Regions from separate parts of the Mus musculus genome. Here region 2 is linked to region 1. The links are chromatin loops, found by intact Hi-C in ENCODE. Cell type or tissue: gastrocnemius. All regions are shown on one strand. Each heading gives the region's core, and the rest is flanking DNA. Links, peaks and the distances in the headings are about the cores only. Region 1 holds the start of Gm26684 (predicted gene, 26684). Region 2 has its middle 20 kb from the start of Gm2491.

Evidence for each region. A loop is a pair of places that touch in the nucleus more often than their neighbours do. Peaks named below come from ENCODE experiments on the same cell type or tissue, not always from the same donor. Only the 100,000 strongest peaks of a DNase experiment are listed, where the experiment ranks them.
Region 2: it touches region 1 in a loop (2.9-fold over the local background); 2 of 42 quality-filtered maps call a loop at or near these places.

Annotation. Positions count from the first base shown.
Region 1 is chr15:54,948,907-54,957,843 of GRCm38, forward strand. Gm26684 (predicted gene, 26684) reads left to right here and starts at 4,042. Exons shown (of 3, transcript NR_155354.1): 1 at 4,042-4,138; 2 at 4,684-5,279. It also overlaps a transcript of Enpp2 not described here. In gastrocnemius, for the core only: no CTCF peak of the experiment used is centred there; DNase peaks (open chromatin) are centred at 3,586, 4,231 and 5,238; H3K4me3 peaks cover 1,938 bases; H3K27ac peaks cover 2,941 bases.
Region 2 is chr15:55,002,625-55,011,561 of GRCm38, forward strand. No RefSeq gene overlaps it. Among named protein-coding and RNA genes, the nearest start is that of Gm2491, 20 kb to the left of the region's middle. In gastrocnemius, for the core only: CTCF peaks have their summits at 5,381 (motif pointing left) and 7,306 (motif pointing left); a DNase peak (open chromatin) is centred at 5,367; H3K27ac peaks cover 354 bases.

The sequences.
Region 1 (8,937 bases), core at 565-8,564:
AGCAAGCATGAAACCCTGGATTCAGTTCCTAGTATTACATAAAACTAAGGATAATGATGCACACCTGTAATAAATAGCAGGCGTCAGGAAGGAGAAACTGGAGGATCAGAAGTTCATCATCTATATAGCAAGTCTGAAGTCATTCTGGGATACATGAGACCCAGAGGGTGAAAAGGGAAGGAAGGGGAGCAGATGGGAGGGGAATGGATGGGAGGGAAGGGGAGGTGAGAGGAGAGGGGAAAGGGGAGGGAGGGAAGGGGAGGTGAGAGGAGGGGGGAATGGGAGGGAGGGAAGGGGAGGTGAGAGGAGTGGGAATGGATGGGAGGGAAGGGGAGGTGAGAGGAGGGGGGAAGGGGAGGGAGGGAAGGGGAGGTGAGAGGAGTGGGAATGGATGGGAGGGAAGGGGAGGTGAGAAGAGGGGGGAATGGGAGGGAGGGAAGGGGAGGTGAGAGGAGGGAGGGAAGGGGAGGGAGGGAAGGGGAGGTGAGAGGAGGGGAGAATGGGAGGGAGGGAAGGGGAGGTGAGAGGAGGGGGAATGGGAGGGAGGGAAGGGGAGGTGAGAGGAGGGGGAATGGGAGGGAGGGAAGGGGAGGTGAGAGGAGGGGGGGATGGGAGGGAGGGAAGGGGAGGGAAGCTGAGAGAAGGGGAGGGGAAGGGAGGGAAGGGGACAGGAGGGGAGAAGAGAAGAGGAGGACAAGGGGACAGGGGGAGAGGAAAGGGAGAGAGGGAGGGAGCAGGGAGGGAGAGCAGGCAGAAAAGGGAAAATCAATTACAAGAATTCATGAAACATCCCAATTGAGACAGACAGCATTAGGATCTAAAGATCCTAGGACAGAAATAACAGTGGGACAGAAGCAGTTGCTCTGTATCGCGTGTGAACCGTCTGCTGGGGCAAGATGACTAGAACTTTTCAATAAAAAGGATGGTAGGAGGGAAGGAGGCGGGAGGAGAAGTGAGGAGACCATGGCAAAGTTGCTAACCCACTCTGGAAGAGGCATGGATGATCCGGGAAGTTCCCAGGAAAAGGTGGTTATCAGCTGAGTCCTTTTTCAATAATGAGGCTAGTGAGCCGAGAGGGGATAGTTTACTGTGCCTGCTTAGTGGACAGTGTGTATAAAACGTGCAAAGTGACTCATGAGATGTGGCTAGGGAGTGGGTGGGAGGAGAGCAATGAGTAAGGGTAAAGGCTAGTCGTGGGGCCTGGAGAGGTGGCTCAGTGTGTTAGGAGGACTGGCTACTCTTCCAGAGGACCTGGGTTAAAATCCCAGCACCCACATGACAGCTCACAACTAGTCTCAATTCTAGGGGGCCTGGCATCTTCACAGACATACATGCAGGAAAACTACCAATGCACATTTCTATTAAAAAAGGCTAGTTTTGGAGAACCTGTACTTACCAGCATCATTCTTAAAAGAAAAGTACAAAAATTCACTAGAGACATCTCACAAAGCATGTCTGTGACCACACTGCACTTTAGGAACCCCTGACACTCCATGGAGATAAGGTGATGTGATGCTATTGATTGGATTTAGGATCACCTGAAAGGCACACTTGTGGATGTCTGTGAGTGTGTCTCCAGAAAGGACAGAAAACCCACAGACCCACCCTGAATATAAGCATCACTATCCCACAGGGTGTGGTCCCAGACTAAAGACAATAAAAAGAAAAACCTAGCTGAGGGGCAGTGTTCAGCTCTAGCATAACCCCCACCCCCACCCCTACCCCTACCCCTACTTCCACACCCACTCCCACCTGGCTTCCTGACTTCAGACACATGCAGGGGGACCACCCACCACATGTTCCCAGGACCAGACCATTATAATAATGGACACTATTCCTTCTAACAGTGAGCAGAAGTAAGTCCCCCATCCTGCAGCAATGAGAAAAGAAAGATAACCAATATAGATAAAGGCACAGACTGGACAGCACTGGCCCCAAATGAAAGGAATGTGAGACTGTGACCAGAATGCCTGAACTCAAACAATGGAGGAAAGATGATACATAATACAAACTAGAAGGTGCATACAGGAACTTCATCCAATGGGAAGAAAGGGAGGCACAACATGAAAGACAAGTCACCTCAGGTGACTCTGCTGTGTCTAAAGTGAAGGGGATGCCATCCGAATGGAAGAGCAGAGCAGGAGGAAGAAGGGAGAAGACAGATTCAGTTTTGAACACTTTGACTTCAAGATGCTTTGTGGAACATCTAATTGGAGATGTTTTAGGAGAAAGGCTGTGCTCCAGACTCTGTGTGGGTTTGCAGTGGCTGAAGCTGTTGGGATGAATGAGGTGATGTAGTCTAGATGTCAGGGAAGAGAGTTGAGGAGCGACCAGAGGGACGCACTGAAAGATCTGGAGTGGGGCTTTTAAGGCAGTAAGTAGTGACTCAGAAGGGCAGAAGAGAACAAGGAGGTGTATTATTACAGAAGCTAAGAGTCTAAACACAAGAGAGGGAAGAGCCAGCTATTCAAAATGGCCCCAGGAGAGCCTGAAGAAGAGGAGTTGCAATTTCTCTAGGTTTTGGTGCAGAGGCTTTCAACGGCCTCAACAAAAGTTAGTCTTCAGAGTGGTGGACCGAGGCTCCTGGCTAGATATGAAGGGATAAGTAGGGAACAAGGAAAGTGAGGTCTTGTCACCTAGTCTTTCAAGGAGAAAACGCTGGGTAGCAGTTGAAGGTGGTCCTCTGGAGAGGGATCAGAAGTTCAGAAAACACCTGAAACCGTGCCGGGAACCTCCTAGTTCAATGGAACTAGGTGTTAGAGGCATAAACAAATCCCAGAAAGGCTTTTGTTTTCTGCTCCTTTATCAGTGAGAAATGGCTCCCTGCTTAACCTGTTAGGATGAAACACAGCAATCTCTGAAACGCTTTAGCCACCCGCTCCTTGCTGCCTATCTGCTGTACCCTAGAAGACTTTCAAGTCCAGTCCAAAAGCACTCGAGATCAGTTGAGAAACCGGCCCTCTATACTTAACCAAAATTAGCACAAATCCATCCGAAGGACTTGTTCAAATGAAATAATAATAATAATAATAATAATAATAATAATAATAATAATAATACAAAGGGGCAGAGTCTGGCTCCTGGGATCTGGCTGCAGGGAAGGGCTTCCCCACTCAGAAAAAAAAAAAAACGATCTGTCTCCTTGAGGCAAGCATAGGAAAGAGCACAGAGAATGCTACTGAAGGCTTTAAAGTTCCCCAGCCTTGCCAAGCGCTTGTCCAAGGAGTCATAAACAAGAAGGCCAAGGAGGCTGGCTGTCACAAGAGGACAGAGCTCACAGCCCCCTGCGACTGGCTCTGGCCAAAGGGGCTCGCTCCCTAGTCACAGGCTCCAGTTGTGGTGAGCTGAGACTCGTCCCTAGCCCCTCTGCAGCTTCCACTGGCTTGTTTTCCAGAAACGAGATACGCATTTGCAAAGCCAAACAGACTCTGGCAAGGACAACTCAAAATTAGCTCCGCGTTTGTGAGCCTGGAACCCGGTCCAGCTGAGGGCACGGGAAGGCAGCCCAACCCCGGACGTTTTTCCGGCTGCTGCCGAGGCCCCTTTGCAGGCTTTGCCCCGGCTGCATGCACAGTGCAGCCGCCCGTGACCCGGGAGCCCCAAGCCGTGGAGCACGCGCAGAGAGGGGTTGCCTACCCTACCGGATCGGCGTGGCGGCTCATGCTGCGGCGTCCGGGTGCCTCGCTCCAGCCAGGGCGCTGCGGACACAGCCTGGGCTGCGGGCCGGGGACCTGGGAGCTAAGCCCGGCACTGCCGGCTCCTGACTGCGCTTGTTTGCGCTGGACCGTTTGTTTTTGGGATTTCTCCAAAGCAGATGGAGTCAGGGGGCCCCCGCTATCCCCGGGGGACAGTGATTCCATTGGAAGCTGGCCTTTGACAGGACACACACATGACCTTTGACTAAAATGGCTTTAGGGAAGGAAAAGTGTCCGGACGTTGAAGACCCAGCGTCCAAGCACCGCCATTCACACTTCCACCCCCAACCGCGCTGGGTTAATTTTTCATCTTTCAAGCAGAGCCTGTGAAGTTTGGTGTGCATTTCCCCTTCTTTCTCTAGGATTCGTTCCTGTTTCCTGAAGAGCCTGCGGCAGGACTTTCCTGTTGTGATGTCGGGGGATCTCTAGACTAGCATTTGCAGGTGAACCTAGCACGGTGTGCATTCTAGAAAGTTTCTGCAGCACCCTGGGGGATATGACCACCATATTTCCACCCCTTGAATATGTCACAATGTTTAAAGGGATTTTGACAATCATACCCCACCCCCAGCCCCCCCGGGACGTATGGGTCTCTGCTTCTTGCTGCTATTTTACCTACTAAGAAATAGAAGCAAGAGACATGTGTTCAATCTTCTAACCAGAGGGCAAAATCTTGGTCTCTGCTCTGAATAACTAGTCTAAACTGAATGATATTACAACTAATATAAAGCAACTGTGTAATTGCTTCAATTTGGTAGTTATAAAAATATTAGAACTTTTTTTAATAGATAGGCAAATGGGTCATTGATAGCCACAAATATCTTGAATTTATGGACTACATTTAGAACTTCGTGTGTGTGTGTTGCTCTTTACCAGAGACTGAAAACATGCTCTAAGAATAAGATCTGGCTTCAGAGGTATAAGGGTGAAACCAAGGTCTAGCTATCACCAACACTATCAGAACCATTGTCTTTCTTTTTTTCCCTAGGTCCTTCAAGATGATAAGGTCCGGAGAGAGAGATCGACGACAGAGGGCTTGCATCACACATGGGAACATGGGAAGGCTCAATTGCAAGTAGTTCCAAGTAACGGAAGAAATAAAAGGTCCAATTCCTCATTTAGCCAGGCATGGAAGATTGCCACTAGTTTGAGGCCAGTCTGGGTTACAGAGTGAGACCTTGTCTCAAAAACAAACAAGAAACATGAACCCAGACGGGCAGGAACTATGGACTTGTGGAAGGAGCCCTGGTCAAGCATTCAGCAGCTCCACACGGTTCAGTGCCATCAGAAGTGCCATAAAGATCTGCAAAGACGAGATGCCCCCATGTTCTCGTTTTCATCGGCTTGGAGAAGGACTCAAGTGATAGTGACCCTCAGCTTTGAAGGACTTGAAGGAGTTAGGCAGGAAGAGAAAAGGAGGAAAGACATGCCACCCCCACCCCCCAGACAGCCCTGAACACAAAAGCTGCCCTGCTGCACTCAGAGAACTGAAAACAGTTGAACCCAGCAGGAGCGCTTGGTGTGGGAGCCTGTGTCCACAGAAGAGAGTGTGGGTTTGGACTCTGACCCGCCTCGTGAGTCACGGTAGGAAACTTGGACTTCATCCCGCAAGGCCAATGAGTTGACAGAACTAGCCCCGGGTTATCAGCCCACAAGAAAAGGATGCAGGAGTCAAATGTTGTTATACAACCAGAATAATATTTATATCAGTGTGAGGCTTAAGCTTGACTGGCTACATGCAGTTGCTTTCTTCTTCTTCTTCTTCTTCTTCTTCTTCTTCTTCTTCTTCTTCTTCTTCTTCTTCTTCTTCTTCTTCTTCTTCTTCCTCTTTTTTTTTCTAGTCAGAAAAATGTAAGCAATGTGTTTAACTTCAGCAAGCCTCAAGTGTGTCCCCCGCCCCCCCCCCCCCCCCCACCAATAAGAAGGGATCATGGAGTATGCCATGAGGGTAAAATGAAATGGTGTAAGTAAAACCCTTAGCCTTTCTTCAGGGAGAGTCTACAAAATGGCAAGTGGCTACTGTTGCATTGTAAAGCTTTCTGGTTTGCATAGTGCATGACTACAGAGGAACTAGGAAATCTCCCCACCCTTTCTCCCCCGTCTTCTAGCTCTGGGCTCATTGGATATTTGTGGCCTCTCTCCCTTCTCTCCTTATCATTGAGCCCCCTCTTGACTTCCTTGTCAGTTTGTCCCTTTCCTCAAGCTACCCACCCACCCCAGGCCCCTGTGAGCCACCCACCTGGGATGCTAACTGCTAGACATCTATACTATCCCACAGCCAGGGCTGTTGCCACTGCCATGGTTACATGGTATCCAACCTTGTCTGGGTGTGCAAACCTACTGCAGGCCTTGCAAGTTGGAGCCATTTGCATCTAGCCATCTTTCGTGAAAAAGCCTCCACTTCTCCAGCAAAGTCCAGAGCTATTTGAAGGAGATGTTCTTCTTGTACCTGCTCTGTTCTCACCTTCTCTGTGGCTCAGAGGTGCCTCTCTTGTATTTGTGAACTCATTGCTCATTTTCTCAGAAACATTCGGCAACCCCTCCCTTTCAATTTCTCCTCTATTGATTACATTGATAACACGACCATTAAATGCAACTCAGTATTCTTGATGCTGAACATACAGGAATCAATACACTATCACTCCACAGAAAGAAGCACATTCAAGCACTGTACATGTACTGGACTCTTTTTTCATAATTTGTTGTCCTTTTCATATCATTTGCCCCATGTAGGCCTGGATTATTTTTAAAAAGAAAGAAACATACTAGTATTTTATATGCAAAGTTATAAATAAAATTAAATTGACTATGTTGTAATGAAATAAAAATCTAAATATAATACAAAGTAAAAATTTGAATCTAGCAATATAATAAATAATGTAAAGACATTGAGTAGAAAAAAGTGGGGAAAACTAATTGAAACCAAATACTTACTCAACCTATGCTCACTGCAGACAGAAAGCACACAGACAAATCACATACTCTACTAAATAAAGTGTCTTTCTCAGTGACGTAGGTGTAGGAATTCTGACTCGAGTTTTTCTATAATATTGAGCAAACAAGTCAATATATTTTTTGTTGTCACTTTTTTTATTTTCAAGTCAGATTTCATTAATATAGTCTTATTATAAAATTAGATATGTGTTTCTAAACCTGACAGTTCATCTTCAGAATTTTTTTGTCTTTTGTTTGTTTTCTTTTCCAAAAAAATTGGATATTTTCTTTATTTACATTTCAAATGTTTTCCCCTTTCCAGGGCTCTTCTTCAGAAACTCCCTATCTCGTGCTCCCCTAGCCACCTACTCCTGTCTTCCTGCCCTGGCATTCCGCTATACTGGGGCATCAAAAACCCTCAGGCTCAAGGGCCACTTCTCCCACTGATGTCCAACAAGGCCATCCTCTGCCACATATGTGGCCAGAGCCATGGGTCCCTCCATGTACTCTTTGGTTGGTGGTCCAGTCCCCAGGAGTTCCAGAAGGCCTAGCCTGTTGACACTGTTGCTCCCTGCATGGGGCTGCAAAGACCCTTCAGTGCCTTCTCCAACTCCTCCTCGGGGACTTCGGGCTCAGTCCAATGGTGGCTTCGAGCATCCACCTCTGTATTTGTCAGGCTCTGGCAGAGCCTCTCAGGAGACAGGCTTCCATCAGCAAGCACTTCCCAGCATCCACATAGCATTCAGGCTTGGCAACTGTATATGGGATGGATTCCCAGGTGGGGCAGTCTCTGGATGGCCTTTCTGTCAGTCTCTGCTACACATTTTGCCTCCATATTTCCTCCTGTGAGTATTTTGTTCCCCTTCTAAGAAGCACTGAAGCATCTACACTTTGGTCTTTCTTCTTCTTGGGCTTCATATGGTCTGTGAATTGTATCTTGGGTATTCTGAACTTTTGGGCTAATATCCACTTATCAATGAATGCATACCATGAGTGTTCTTTTGTGACTGAGTTACCTCTCTCAGGATGATATTTTCAAGTTCCATCCATTTGCTAACGAATTTCATGAAGTCATTGTTTTTAATAGCTGAGTAGTATTCCATTGTGTAAATGTACCACATTTTCTGTATCCATTCCTCTGTTGAGGGACATCTGGGTCCTTTCCAGCTTCTGGCTATTATAAATAAGTGAACATAGTAGAGCATGTGTTCTTATACATGTTGAAACATCTTCTGGATTATATACCCAGAAGTGGTATAGCTGGGTCCTCAGGTAGTACTATGTCCAATTTTTTTAATTAATTGTTTTTATTAGATGTTTTCTTCATTTACATTTCAAATGCTATCCCCTTTCCTAGTTTCCTCTCTAGAAGTCCCCTATACCCTCCCCCCTCCACCTGCTCCCCAACCCACCCACTCCCACTTCCTGGCCCTGACATTCCCCTATACTGGGGCATAGAATCTTCGCAAAACCAAGGGACTCTCCTCCCATTGATGACCAACTAGGCCATCTTCCGCTACATATGCAGCTAGTGACACGAGCTCTGGGGGTATTGGTTAGTTCATATTGTTGTTCCTCCTACAGGGCTGCAGACCCCTTCAGCTCCTTGGGTACTTTCTCTAGCTCCTTCATTGGGGACCCTGTGTTCCATCCAATAGATGACTGTGAGCATCCACCTCTGTATTTGCCAGGCACTGGCATAGCCTCACAGAAGACAGCTATATCAGGGTCCTGTCAGCAAAATCTTGTTGATACATGCAATAATGTCTGGGTTTGGTGGTTGTTTATGGGATGGATTCCGGGGGTGGGGGGGGGGCAGTCTCTGGATGGTCCTTCCTTCGGTCTCACCTTCAAACCTTGCCTCTCTAAATCCTTCCATGGGTATTTTGTTCCCCTTTCTAAGAAGGATTGAAGTATCCACACTTTGGTCTTCCTTCTTCTTGAGTTTCATGAGTTTTGCAAATTCTATCTTGGGTATTCTAAGTTTCTGGGCAAATACTCACTTATCAGTGAGTACATATCATGTGAGTTCTTTTGTGATTGGGTTACCTCACTTAGGATGATATCCTCTAGATCCATCCATTTGTCTGAGAATTTCATAAATTCATTTGTTTTTTTTTTTTTTTTGGCTTTTGGTTTTTGGTTTGTTTTTTTGGTTTGTTTTGTTTTTTTGGGTTTTGTGTTGTTGGGTTTTTTGTGTGTTTTTGTTGTTGTTGTTGTTGTTTTGTTTGTTTTGTTTTTTGAGTTTTTTGAGACTGGGTTTCTCTCTGTAGCCCTGGCTGTCCTGGAACTCACTCTGTAGATCAGG
Region 2 (8,937 bases), core at 717-8,716, 54 kb after region 1:
CATAAATTGCACCACAATTTGACCTAATTAAATTCAAGCAAGGTATTTTTTTTTCGCCTCTACTTTAGGAAATGTCCCTAATCATTATCTTTCCCCTAGTCCTGACTAGTAGATTAGCTGGCCTAGAGTTTTAACTTGTCACTCACAAACATTGCAGTTTCCCTCTTCATTTCTTACCAGTTCTTCACTGTTTTAGAGAAAGACGTGAACGTTTCCTTACTGTGTCAAAGAACTCTGTTTTCTGAGATGAGAACATTACATCCTCTGACCCTCCTGGCTTCTTTTCCTCTCTGACACTGAGGCTACTAGACAGTGTCCTGTCTCTCTTGGAGGAACACCTCTGCTTAAGAGCACAGATCTGAATAGTTCTCTTACTTATGAGAGGGGATTGGATCAAGGTAGCCCCCCCCCCCCCCGATCTCCTGTCCACACTAATCAGGAAAGCAGTGAACCTCTGTGAATTAAGGTTGGAGGGGATTTGAAATATCTCCACCAGGAGATACTGCATCCCCTGACTGAAGCCCAGGTCACCCTGTCTCTTGGCCATATCTGCCTGTGTGGAATTTTAATTAAGAGCCACTGATGCTTAATGGAGATCATGCATACATGGGCTTTGTTGAATAAATATCTGTTAGCTCACTGTACGTTCTTGGAACAATGTACAGAAAGTTCAAATGGTTGTACTCTCACATTTGCAGCAGTGATGGCTGTGGCACCGGGCAGTGGGTCTGCAAATCTCTTCATACCTTCCCAGGGATCCCTAAAACAGCAAATCCCAAAAGTTACATCACTACTGTCGCCATCGTTGCCGTCGTCATAGCCATTGTCCCCGATGTGCAGGTAAAGATGAGGCATCAGGAGAATAGACCACTTAGGTAATGTTCATTGACAGTTCAGCCAGTGGTAGAGGATGGGTCTGAACCCGTGCAATCGAGTTTCCACTGAACCTCCAAGGTACATAAAATGTCAACTTTCTAAGCCAAAGTGCACAGAAAGCCAGGCCTGTTGTTGTAGGCCCGTGCTCTCAGCTACTTAGGAAACTGAGACAGAAAGATCAAAAGGCTATGATGTGACCGAGGTGTGGAGTGACTTTAAACCCATATGAAAAGAAAATTCAAAGAGGCTATGATGCTGTTGACAAGTACAGAACTTGCTTCGCATGAGTGTGACCTTCAATCCTCAGGACAGAGAAACAAATAGACAGAGAAACAAACAGACACACACCACAGAGAGAGAAAGAGAGAGAGAGAGAGAGAGAGAGAGAGAGAGAGAGAAGACTCCTAAGAGTGATGCTTTATAAGATTTTTCTTGTTTAAAAAGCTGAGGGGTAGAACATGAGGCCTCTTAAGTTTTCATTTAATTACTCTTACTATTAAAGGGTATCTGTGTAGCAAGAGTAAAGAGATGGTCAATTCTAGTACTCTTCGGTGTTTTTGAGCACCAAACATCCACTTGAAGTGAAAGACATCTTTATTGAAAATAAAACTTTGCAGTTAAAGAAAAATAGGCACGAAACTCAATTGTTCAATTAAGTACAGAAACCAAATACTGACCTTTTAGGGTAATAGTTGGCTCCTCCTCTCAGAGTGGAAAATAACTGCACAGGAATCAAATCCTGATGTGTGAACTATCCCCTCAAAGGAAGATATTCCAAAGACGTCCAAAGCTTTCGCCAGCCAGGATAGAGACATCTCTATTTCCCATTCAAAAGTCACCATTACTAATGAGAAGCACAACTTTCATATGAAGTATGAGTTTCAAGGAGTAAAGCTCCTCCACGCCCACCACCACATGGAAGGACCCGCCCACCACCGCATGGAAGGACCCGTCCGCCCGCGTTTGCAAGGTGTAAGGAACGTGGGACGACGTCTGCAAACGCCATATGAAAGAACTCTGCATAAAATGACCGTGCACAGAAGTATCTGGAGAGCAGATTTTTAATCAATGCCAGAACAAGCCTGTATTACATTAATAGAAATGTAGAACACATGCCTCCACCTCTCTTTGCTCGGCCACAAAAGGGGCAGAGCGTTCACTTCTGCCAGAGCGGAAGGAAGATAAGCTCCCTGAAGACGCAGCTGCTTCTGCAATGCAGGGGCCGCATGGGGACCTGGGAAGCTCAGGTGGCCCATCAGCTCGCACCTGGCCAAGAAGGAACATCAAAAAATCAACTGTGACAACAACCAGCTAACCAGCCAACTACTTATGGCCATGGCCACCATTTCACTCGAGGACTCTTAACCTAAAGTAGAGCTGGCACGTTTCCTCTCAAAGTCAAAGACTGTATTTAGGTGTCAAGAAGCCACCTTCACAGTGTCTATGGCTCACATGATCAGGCATTGTTGTCTCTTAGACTCAATTTCTGGACACAGTGTTTTTGTTTTTTTTTGTTTTTTGTTTTTTTTTTTTTTAAGATTTATTTATTGGTTATATGTAAGTACACTGTAGCTGTCTTCAGACACTCCAGAAGAGGGCATCAGATCTCATTATAGATGGTTGTGAGCCACCATGTGGTTGCTGGGATTTGAACTCCGGACCTTCGGAAGAGCAGTCGGGTGCTCTTACCCATTGAGCCATCTCATCAGCCCCCCCCCTTTTTTTTAAATTTTATTTTAATTTATTTATTTTTATTTTTTTATTTTTTGGTTTTTCGAGACAGGGTTTCTCTGTATAGCCCTGGCTGTCCTGGAACTCACTCTGTAGACCAGGCTAGCCTCGAACTCAGAAATCCGCCTGCCTCTGCCTCCCGAGTGCTGGGATTAAAGGCGTGTGCCACCACGCTCGGCTACAGTGTTTTTTAAGAATGTCCTCTGATATGGGAGGCAGGACATAGAAGCTTTAAGATGTATACAGTTAAGAATTTCCCACTAGAGCTGGAGAGATTAAAGCCCCAACTCACCAGCCTGATGATCTATTGATCTTCTCCCCAGAGAAAAGACTCCTCCACAAACATGCCTACTCTCTCTCTCTCTCTCTCACACACACACACACACACACACACACACACACACAAACAAAATTAATAACTAAGTAAATACTTAAACATCATCTGACTCCTCATGTTCAGTGGCACATGCCTATGGTCCCTACAGGAGGGCGATTATGGTAGGAGGAAAACTGAGGCAGGAAAATCAAAAGCCCAAAGCTCTTGGAATACCTAGGGAAAGCCTGTCTCAAAAGAATAAACAAAACTTCACTAAAGCCAGGTATGTGTCACTGACTGAGAGTCCAACCCTCAGAAGGCAGATGAAGGAGAATGGCAGTGACTTTGAGGCCAGCTTAGTCCATACGGTGGATTGCTGGCCAGCCGGTGCTACAAAGGGAGACCCTGTCAAACACTGACAGAAAGGAAAGGAAATCGTCACTTGAAAATTATCAAAGCACAGAACTGTGGCTCGAACAGAGAAACTGAGAAAGATCTCTGTACACCCAACAGAGAAACAGAGAAACAGATGAACAGATGAACAGAGAAACAGAGAAAGATCTCTGTACCCCCAACATGATCTGCCCTGATGTCTCATTGGTTTATGATCGGGTTCAGACTACAGGGTCCAGTGCGAGTGGCACGCGCATGCGCACCATCTACTGCTAGGCCCAGGCTCCTTGAAAGCAGGGCGGTAGACTCACGGGTGGATGCCCCTCCACCAGCCATGGGTTGCTGTCTATCAAATCTCTGTGACTTCTGATGATTGTGAAGACTGAAAAGGACCTAGAACTCACAGCAGCTGAGGGGCAGCCACAATGTGAGGCGGTCTTGGTAGCGGGGAGGGAGGTCGATGGGTTCAAAAGATATGAAAACAGTTTATAGTACTTCAGAAACTTACCCAGCTAACTATTCAATACCTTGTCCGTACTTTCAGAGTATATGCAGACTACTGGAGATGTCTTTTTTCAAAAACTGAACTAAAACCACACAAGGCTGTCTTTAAGACCCAAAGTAAAGACTTTTACCATCAGTCACAACAGAAATAGCGCTAGCAGCTTGGCAGCCGCTGAGACACCTTGAAACAATCTTATTTATTTTTCCATTTTTCAGAGTTGGGCCCCCGTTGAGATTGGGGGGATTTCTTTCAGGCCACAGAACAAGATAATCACAGAACTGGGAAGCAGAGCCCAAGCCCCCTGTCTTCCAGGACTTGATCTCTGCGTGGCTCTTTAGCTGGTAAAACCAGCTTCTACTTTCACGTTCAACTCAGTGCATGCAGAGACAATGCTTAAGTGCAGTGAGCATGGTGGCTAAATGGTTAAGGGTGAGTGCGCCTCATAAACAGGGTAATGGTGTGGTGACTCATGATCAAATGGGAAGGGCCCTTTACACACCCAAGTAACATGTTTTGGTGTAAAAGTTTATCTTGAGAAATAACAAAAAAAATTTTTTTTAATTTCTGACTCCTCCAACTTGTGGGAACCCTTCCCGTCTCTGCCACCCCCATGGTATCTAACATATATAATTACCAGGTTGTCTGGTATAGGAACCACTGGGGAGAAATTAAAAATAAAAATAAAAAAAGCCCTCCCTCTGGAGGATACTTTTCAGTGATTGAATGTGAGAAAATGAGAAGAAATCCAGTCCGGGAACTGTGAGCCACTGCCATATAAGCTTGCAATTCTCGAACCAAGCAAGAAAGACGATTGTATAAGTAAACGAATGGCAGTGTTAATTCACCAATGTTTCACATAACACCACAGTAACCAAGGAATCGACATATAAGAAAACTATAGTGGATATACGCAATTGAGGACAGCGTTTTCCTGACCACTGGAAAAGTGTGAGTTTTCATAAACGTTCTATGAGGGCTGGAGAGATGACTTGGTTGTTAAGAGCACCGACTGCTCCTGCAGAGGAGATGGGTTCCAATCCTTGCTCTCACATAATGGCTCTAAAGGAAGAGAACTGATCGACTGAATACATGTGTTAAAGGGCAATTAATTAGGCTGGCTTCCAGGACACAGTCGCAGTAGTCCAGTAAGGCTTTTTCACACTGAAGAGACTGAGAATCCAGACTTTGCTCAGTGAGGCCGGACATGAGGCTGGATGTCTTAACAATCCCAGTCTGGCCCTACAGACCTGGCTGATCTCAGGAAAAATGCTGGTCTCCCTCTACATTGGAAACTGGAGGAGGTAACAAACACGAAATGACACTGTAGCAACAGAGTAGAGGGACTCCCAGCTACAGTGAGGCCAACTAGGCCAAGAAGCACATGTCTCTCTTCCATGTCCGTTCATTTAGGCTGCCAGCAGAAGATGCTGTCCACACTGATGGCTGGGTCTGCCTGCTTCACATAATCAGACCAAGAAAATCTTCCACTTCAGAGGGTGCCAGTGGCTTGAATTTTAGTTGATTTTGGTTCCAAGGGCTCCAATACCCTCTTCTGGCCTTTCTGGGTACTGCACACAGGGTTGTGGTCCACATACCCGACATGTGGGTAAAACACTCATACACGTAGAATAAACAAGTGGAAGAAGGAAAGAACAGACAGGAAGAACAAAGGGAAAGGAAGAAGGAAGAAATGATGGTTACTTGAAACCTGAAAGGGCCCCACCAACGCAGGTGTCTGAGTGGAGTCTACATTCCAAGCCAAGTGCTCTCAAAGAGGAAAGAGCCAATAGTCCGGGAGGAGTCTGGGCTCCTGCTTCTTTAAGGTCACGTGACATAGGCTGTGCACCAGTGCTGATGTCTCCTTTAGTGACTAGAGAGTGCTGGGCGCACGGGCTGCAGCAGCCCCAAGGAGGAGCAAGACTGTCAAAGTGATTGTATAGTACGTGCGGATGCCTTCTGAACACTCCTACAGTTTGTTAATTAGAATTAATTTGGCTGATTAAATTTTTCTTCCAGATTATAATCTATGAAGAAGTAGGAGGCGATGTGCTATTCTGGAAATAAAACATTAAGTTAAAATCATTTAAAATATTTCATTTTATTTTATCACCATATGTGTGTGAAGGAGAAAAAGAGCTAGAGGGGAAAGAGGAAGCCCAAATGTCATCCATGTGTGTGGAGGTCAAAGGACAATTTTCTGGAGTTCGTTCCCTTCTTCCATCTTTATGTGGATTCTAGAGTTTGAACTGGGGTGTCACCAGGCTTGCTCAGTAAAAGGTTTCCCTGAGCCAACAGTCACTGAGTTACAATTCTGAGCTTTCTACTGCCTTAGCTGGGCAACCTCAAGTTTTGTCTCGTTCACGAATTTATCTCAGTAACTACACATAGAATGTAAGTAATAAATGCTGAATGTATTTTAATTACTTATTTTACACTCAATTGTTCATGTGTAAAACAAGAAAAGGCACACATAAGGCAGGTAGCAGAGAGGCAGGTACAATGGTTAGCAAGCAGACATGATGAGGCTATGCAGGCAATGTGTCACATGATGCAGATGCGTGAAACCTCAGCACGTGGGAGGCAGACACGGAAGGACCCCCGTGGTTACACAGATTTCATAGATAGTTTGAGGCGAGTCAAGACTATAATGAGACTGTGTCTCAAACAGAAAAACAGATTAAAAAAAATAAAAAGAGGTGATAGGGAGGGAAGGAGGGAGAGGGGTCGAAAGGCTTGTTTTAGTTGTTGGGATGGAAACCCGTCAGTTTGCCACTTATGACATGTGAGTAGGTGGTCTCATACGCTGAAGGGCAGCAATGAGAGGTTGGTCACCCTCAGTGCTTGTGAGCCCACCACAGGAGCGAGGGATACTACAGAAAAACAGAGAGCTTGCGATTGTTGTAAAAACTGACGTGGCATCCAATGAGCAGAGATCAGAGACGTTCAGTGTGCAGCGCAGTGTTGGGCGCTCCTCTCCGAAACGCTGGGCCTGTGCTGTGCTGCTCACACGCAGCACCGCAGTCTTTAGCGCTGTCTACAGTATCTCATCCTTCAAGTATCCTTCTCGATACAGCACCCACAACAGCCTGGCGATTGGGAAATAACTGCAAATGAATTTTCACTTACCTCCATTTTCTTCAGTCACAAATAAGCAGAAAAATAAACATCCAGGTTCCGTATAAAAGGTATAAAACAGGTTCGATTAAAACATTCTCCCAGGGGCTGGTGGGACACTTCAGTGAGTATCGTGGTTCACCACATTGACAGGATGAAAGATAAAAATGATAGAATCAATTAATCATCTCAAGAGATGGGAATTTTGCAAAGCTGGCACCTTTTCAAGATTTAAAAATAAACAAACAACCAAAAATCCCTAGAGGGGCTGGAGAGCTGGCACTTCCTGCTCTTCCAGCACTTTCTGCTCTCCCCAGAAGCCATGTTAGGTGACTCCCAGTAGTCTGTAACTCTATCTCAAGGGGATCTGTCACCCTCTTCTGGCCTCCATGGTACACATACATGCACATAAAAATTAAAGGATAAATATTTTTAAAAACACAAAACTCTAACAAGAACATGAAGTATAGAAAGACTATACTCTGCATCTAAAGGCTTTAGGACAGAAGCCCACAGCTAATGGCGAAATATTAAACACTTTCCTCTAAGGTCTAGAACAAGGTAAGAATTCCCAGTCCACACTGGAGAAATTAAGAAAGGGAAAGAAGCTACCAAGAAGGAAAGACAAAATGAAATGTCGCTGTTTGCTGTTCACACAAACCTAGACAGGGAAGGCTGTAATAAATATAGATGCATGTGCACATGAACACAGGCCTGCATGCAAACACATATGCATAATTAGAACATGCATAATTAATCAATGAACATAGTAAAACCAAAGGCTACACATTAACGGTACTGTTTCTACACTAGCCAAAAACTATCCAAAAAAGAAATCAAAAGAAAAGTCTCATCGATGATAATAACTAAAACAAAATGTTCAGCAATAAATTTACCCAAGGATATAAAAGACCCACACACAGTAAAACTACAAACCACTGATGAGGGAAACCAAAGGCACAAATAAATGGTGATATTTCATGTTTATAAACATAAAGAATTAATAGCTCAAATGTTCGTGCTACTAAAATTGATGTCCAAATTTAGTACAGTGCCCATGGAAATTCTAATACCAGTTTTGAAATAAACACCCCACTCCTTAAATTACATATGGAACCAACCACAAAAGAAACCCATCAGTCCAGGTGATCATAAAAAAACACACACACACTCATACACACTCATACACAAATACACATATACACATAATATACACACACAGCACGAGGACATATTACCCTTCAAACTATACTGCAAAGCTATGAATAATTAGTATATAACACTGACACATCAACCAACAAAACAGAACAGAGGGCCCAGAAATAAATGCATGCATGTGTACTCAGTAGATTTCCAGCAAATATACCAGGAACACAGAATGACAGCCTCTTCAGTACATGGTAGTGAAAGCTGGAATTCTACATGCAAGAGAATGAGAGAGGATTTAACGGTCTCACACCATATATAAATTCAACTCAAGTCAGAATGAACTTTCTGGACTTAGAAGTCCAGAAACTAAAAGCACTATCAGGACACAGGATAGAGAAGCTCACATGACACAGGTGTGTGCAATGACTTGTTTTTTTAAGCACAAGAATACAAGAAACAAGCCGGGCGTGGTGGGCCTTTAATCCCAGCACTTGGGAGGCAGAGGCAGGCGGATCTCTGAGTTAAAGGCCAGCCTGGTCTACAGAGTGAGTTCCAGGACAGCCAGGGCTACAGGTAAAACCAAAAAAAAAAAAAAAAAAAAGAACACAAGAAACAAAAGCAGAAGAAAAGGAAAACAAAAACAAAGCAAACTCAAACTCAAATAGACACATGGGATTATATGAAAGTAAAATGTCTCTTCACAGAAAAGAAAATTCAAAGAAATAGCCAATGGACTGGGAGAAAACATTTAACCCAGACATCCAGTTCAGGGGAATGCCCAAAATATATAAGGAACTCAAACAATAATAGCAGACGAACAAAAACCCCACACCTTCAGAGCTGCTGATGAACA